2 separate regions of the Homo sapiens genome follow, and region 2 is linked to region 1. Evidence: read pairs that join two places in POLR2A ChIA-PET (ENCODE). Cell type or tissue: K562. All regions are shown on one strand. Links, peaks and the distances in the headings refer to the core of each region. The heading gives the core; the rest is flanking DNA. Region 1 overlaps CCNF (cyclin F). Region 2 overlaps MEIOB (meiosis specific with OB-fold).

Region 1 (2,909 bases), core at 207-2,706:
CCCTGCCAGGCGGGTCATGGAGCCAGGATCGGAGCCCGTGGCCAGGCCCACATGTGTCCCCTGGCTTCTCCAGCTAGGCCTTTCTGGGCAAGGCTTGCCTTTTGTTTTGGGCCTTGGACACCCCCTTCTGCTGCTTTTCAGTTCCAGGATCTCGGCTAGGGATGTATCGAACACAAAGTCCCAGTGCAGAGAACAACTTGACTCACCTCGAACAGACTCAGCACTCTGCCCAAGCAGTGCAATATGGATGCTTTGTGAGTCTTTAAAAAAAGGAGAAAGAAGTGTGATTTCCAGCACAGAGAACTGCCCGGGGGCCACCACTCCCTTGTCTGTCTTTGGGTCCCATGCCCATGGCCCTGCTGTCTGGCCCTCCCTCCCCTGCAGAGGGCCACTCCCAGATTTCAGTCTTTTTTTTTTTTTTTTTTTAAAGGGAAACAGGGTCTTGCTCTGTCACCCAGGCTGGAGTGCATTGGCATAGTCACGGCTCATTGCAAGCTCAACCTCCCAGGCTCAAGCGATCCTCCCACCGCAGCCTCCTGAGTAGCTGGGACTATAGGTATGCACCACCACCCCTGGCTAACTTTTTTGTATTTTTTGTAGAGACGAGGTTTCGAGATTTCATCATGTTGCCCAGACTGGTCTCGAACACCTGGCCACAAGCAATTCTCCAGCCTCGGCCTCCCAAAGTGCTAGGATGACAGGCGTGAGCCACCACACCTGGCCAGATTTGTGTCTTGAGCTCCCACTGCCCCATGCAGCCTCAGCCCCATGTTTCCAGCTGTCAGCACGTGTACCCAGAACTCCACAGCCCACCCTGGCTCTCAGGCTTCCTCCTCTGTGCCAGCTGATTTCCAGATGCGTTCCCCATATCTGCACTCTCAGTTTTCTGCATCTTCACTTCCCTTAGGCTCCTGACTTTCCAGGGTCCAGGATCTACCCTCGGGGTCTTCCTGTGTCCTGGGACCCTGCAGGTGGCCTCGCAGGTGCTGCCCCTCGCCCAGACTCACCCTCTGCAGCTGGCACTCTGCCCTGAGGCTCTCGTGAACCACGGCCTTGCAGCAGCTTCCGCTCACCGACCACGGAGGGCGGATGAAGAGCCAGATGAAAGGTGCGGCACCCACATTCAGCCGCTCAGCGAGACTGAAGAAGCGAGAGGCCTTCAGGCCATTCACTTCTGCGCGGGCCTCATCAGACACAGACACTGCGGGGACAGACAGGACAGAGCCCAGGGATGTCTCTTAGGGACGGAATGTGGAAAGCTCTCCATGGTCTTGGTGGAAAGTGTAATGCCTGAAGCCCACCATAGTGCAAAGCAGCTGTGTTTCAGGAGAGTAGAGCCCTCCAGGATGGGGGCACCTGTCTTTTCTCCCCCTACTTCATTAATGTCTAGAACAGGTGGGTCATTGTGATCAATGCCCCTGCTGTGGTCCTCCCGGAAGCCTGGATTCTGAAGGTCAGGGGAAGGAGACCCCGCGACGCTTCATGTCCCACCCTCCCTCCAGCTGGGAACCACCGCCTGACCCCTGGTAATGGGTCCAGGGCAGGGGTGGGGGTTCTTTTTGGGACGAGGAGAATATTCTAAAATTAGACAGTGGCAATGGCTGCACAACCCTGTGAATATCCTAAAAAACCACAGAATTGCAGGCTTTAGAGGGGTGAACTGTATGGTGTGTGAATTTTATGTCTGGGAACTGCTCTTTGATGGGAGGGTAGGGGTAGGACCTCGGCTCCCCTGATTCTGGAGGAGGGTGTTGCTCATGGTCCCTGTCAGTCACAATTCTGCCAGCCGGCCAGGTAGGGACTCTCTCCCAGCAAGACACCAGATCGTTTAGAAGTACAAATGTGGGAGGCTACATCCCAGTGTTTACTTGTTTTGAGAGCTGGGACAGATCATGGGCTCGTTCCTTGGGGTGCTGAGCAGATAAGCAGTTAACTGGTAGAAGAAAAGGCTGCGCAAGTTTCTTTCAAGGAGCACCTGGCCTCTGGGGATGAAGGGATCCAGGCACCAGGCCAGTTCTAACCTGCCTGTACCTGCTTCCCGTTTAGAAGCCTGGCTCTGTGTTACAGGGCACGCTGAACTCTGTCTCGAGAGTTCTAAGAGGATGGCCAAGGAGAGGGCCAGCATCCACAGGCAGGTCTGCGTGCTCATGGCGCACAGGGCAGGGAGCCCAAACAGCCCCCGTGCTGAGGCTCTGGCTCAGTCACTCTTTGCCAACTGAAATTAAAGGGTTTGCTAAAACAAGAGGCGACTTTCGTAACCTGCAAAGTCAGAGTATCATTAGCAGGTCCCTCAGCAGGGTACATCTGGGCACGAGCTCCTGAGAGGGAATGGGGAGGCAGGCCATCGGATAGAGCAAGGACAGCAACTGAACTGCTAACACGGGGACCACTTCTTCATAGGGCCAAAGGCTCACACTTATCTGAAGCGCCAACATGCAGGTGGGGTGAGGACTTACGGCCTTCATTGTAGAGGTAGGCTATGCCCAGCTTCACAGCAGCTTCGAAATTCCCCTTTTCAGCAGCCCTGAAACATTAAGAACATAAAGCATCACAATATTTTATGCCACAAACGTTATGAACTACTACAGCACTTGAAGAAGTCAGAATACTTGTTCCCTGAATTGAATATATATATATATATATATATATATATATATATATATGTGTGTGTGTGCATATATATATGTGTGTGCATATATATGTGTGTGTGTGTGTGCATATATATATATATATCTCTCTCTCTCTGAGACAGGGTCTTGCTCTGTTGCCCAGGCTGGAGTGCAGTGGTGCGATCACAGCTCACTGCAGCCTCAACCTCCTGGGCTTAAGCCATTCTCCCACCCCGGCATCCCAAGTAGCTAGGACTACAGGCATGTGCCACCATGCTCAGCTAGTCAAAAAAAAATATT
Region 2 (2,909 bases), core at 264-2,763, 600 kb after region 1:
GCATGAAAAGTGACAAAATTTTTACAAAATCAGTCAGAAGCTGGGCCTGTAAATTAACTGTACTCCGAGACTGGAACTCTTCCCATCATCTTACAGCTCTAATGGAAGTTTATATTAGTATCTGTAAACAAAACTTTCATTGCAGTTCTCTATTCGTGATCATTGATTTTTCAACTTGATATACAAGGGGATTTTAAAAATTAACCTTTTGTCTCTTTTTCTGTTTCTCCTCGCAGTTCGTTCTATCACACAGAGCAAGGAGTGGATTGAAAATTAGTGTACTCTCGTGCAAGCTTGCAGATCCTACTGAGGCAAGCAGAAACTTGTCTGGACAAAAACATGTTTAAAACGGTCTATCATTTTGAACTCTGGAAAAGTATAAGAGTTTTAACTCCCTTTAAAATGGAATATTAATTTGAAAATTATGGGGAAAATTGCATTTTGTTTACATGTGGTGAACATGTTTCTAGAAATTGTTATGGTGGAGGTGGTCTGGGTGAGTCTGAAGGCCTCTCTCATCTGACCTCCCTTCTTAGAAGGCCTCCTACTGTCTTTGCCTTGTCTCCTCCCAAGTTGGAAAATGTTTACATGAATTAATAAACAGATTTAATCTTCTACAGATTTGAATGATTTATTTTCTTTTCCATGTAGTTGAACGGCTTTGAGTGAGTTTCTTAATCCTGAGTGAATGATTTATTTTCTTAAGCCAGTTTATTATTTGTCTTGGTTCCCTGGAAAAAGAGTAGGACCTCAAGGGCTGGGCACGGTGGCTCATGCCTGTAATCCCAGCACTTTGGGATGCCAAGGCAGTCAGGAGATCGAGACCATCCTGGCTAACACAGTGAAACCCCATCTCTACTAAAAATACAAAAAATTAGCTGGGTGTGGTGGCACGTGCCTGTTGTCCCAGCTACTCGGGAGGCTGAGGCAGGAGAATCTCTTGAACCTGGGATGAGGAGGTTGTAGTGAGCTGAGATCCAGCCACTGCACTCCAGCCTGGGCGACAGAGCGAGACTCTGTCTTAAAAAAAAAAAAAAAAAAAAAAAAAGTACCTCTAAAGACTACTTTCTGAGAGCTGGGTGGTGACTCGTCATCTGACAGATCTGACAGGATGAGGGCAAGGGGCTCTTGGTGCTGGGTGGGAATAGCCAAAGTCGTGGGCAATCCTGTGCGACTGCTTTGAGCACCTGGGGCTCTTCTAGTCCCTGGTCTTCTCTGGTGACACACTGGAGTGCCCAGTGCTTGTGGAGGCTTGCTGGCTCAGGGCTGACATGACTGAGTCTGAATCAACTGGGAGGAGACCAACTTCAAAAGGTTCATGAGCATGCCTGGGTCTCAGAACTCTGAGGGGGACCTACTCAGGACATGAGGACGACAGCTGCCACTTTATCTGTTTGCTTTGCAGCAGCCACAAAGTAAACGGCTCAACTGCACACCATTGAGAGTCACTTGCTTCAGGGCGCAGACTCCAGCTGTGAAGACCCACCGCTAAGGTCAGTGTTGACCCACGGCCTGGGAGGTTTGACCTGGTACTTTAGAAGGCTACATGCCCTCCACCACAGGATTGAAAAAAAAGGAAAAAGTGAGTATATGAAACTGTTTCCTAAGGCTGGTGTTGGGAGATAAACCATCGTCAGTCATGTTTTATCTGGCTTTTACCATGTGCAGCCACAGAGGAGGGATGCAGGTTCACCCCTAAGTGTCCAAATTGTGGTGATAAGGTAATGAACGACTTGACCTAGTTGTGCAGAACAGGCCTTCCATCCTCCCTTGGGGAGAACTGGGGGGTTTGTGAAGCCAGGTGAATGGGGAGGGTGGACAGGGAAGGAAGGAGAGGAGAGAAGTGAGGGTGTCGTGGTTGGTGCTGGCTTGGCTCCCACTGTTGGTTCAGCAAGAGTGGGTATGGTGCCCCCTCCACTGAGCCCCGTGTCCAGGAGCTCAGGAGAAGCCACCTTACTCGGTTAATTTTAAAACATTTTGTAGAGACAGTGATCTTGGCATTTTGCCCAGGCTGGTCTTGAATTCCTGGGCTCAAGTGATCCACCCACCTCGGCCTCCCAAAGTGCTGGGATTACAGGCGTGAGCCACCGTGCCCAGCTGACACTTATATTTTTAAGAAAAAGAGGAAAATAGGCCAGGCGCGGTGGCTCACGCCTGTAATCCCAGCACTTTGGGAGGCTGAGGTGGGTGGATCACGAGGTCCGGAGATGTAGACCATCCTGGCTAACACGGTGAAGCCCTGTCTCTACTAAAAATACAAAAAAATTAGCCGGGTGTGGTGGAGGGCGCCTGTAGTCCCAGCTACTCGGGAGGCTGAGGCAGGAGAATGGCGTGAACCCGGGAGGCGGAGCTTGCAGTGAGCCGAGATCATGCCACTGCAGCGTGGGCAACAGAGCAAGACTTTGTCTCAAAAAAAAAAAAAAAGAATGACCATAGCCATGATGCCCAGCCTTAGCTGGGGTGTCGGTGTAAAGGTATTCTTAAACAGTCTTGTCAAGTGCAACATGGTAGTTTTTTTTCCTCTGCAATTTGGCAAAAAGTGTCAAAATTTCAAAGTGCAAACCATTTCATTGATTTCACTTCTAAGACTTCCCTAAGGAAACAAACAAGTGCCAATGATGTAGAGCAGCGGCCCAAACTTTTTGGCACCTGGGAATGGTTTGGTGGAAGACAGTTTTTCCACGGATTGCCGGGTCGGGGGGCGGGGATGGTTTCAGGATGAAACAGTTCCACCTCAGATCCAGGCATTAGATACTCATAAGGAGTGCGCAACCTAGATCCCTCGCATGTGCAGTTTACAAAAGGGTTCACGCTCCTGTGAGAATCTCATGCCACCACTGATCTGACGGGAAGCAGAACTCGGGCGGGAATGCTCACTTGCCTCCTACTGTGTGGCTCCGTTTGTAACA

What was found. Peaks named below come from ENCODE experiments on the same cell type or tissue, not always from the same donor. Only the 100,000 strongest peaks of a DNase experiment are listed, where the experiment ranks them.
Region 2: POLR2A ChIA-PET joins it to region 1 with 5 read pairs; 2 of 35 experiments call an interaction of 5 or more read pairs at or near these places.

Annotation. Positions count from the first base shown.
Region 1 is chr16:2,435,421-2,438,329 of GRCh38, reverse strand. It overlaps CCNF (cyclin F), which reads right to left. Exons shown (of 17, transcript NM_001761.3): 4 at 2,457-2,524; 5 at 1,008-1,201; 6 at 207-260. Among named protein-coding and RNA genes, the nearest start is that of CCNF, 7.4 kb to the right of the region's middle. In K562, for the core only: no CTCF peak of the experiment used is centred there; no DNase peak of the experiment used is centred there.
Region 2 is chr16:1,831,694-1,834,602 of GRCh38, reverse strand. It overlaps MEIOB (meiosis specific with OB-fold), which reads left to right. Exons shown (of 14, transcript NM_001163560.3): 14 at 237-617. The coding sequence ends at 347. It also overlaps a transcript of FAHD1 not described here. Among named protein-coding and RNA genes, the nearest start is that of FAHD1, 5.9 kb to the right of the region's middle. RefSeq lists a silencer at 1,461-1,755. In K562, for the core only: no CTCF peak of the experiment used is centred there; a DNase peak (open chromatin) is centred at 1,582.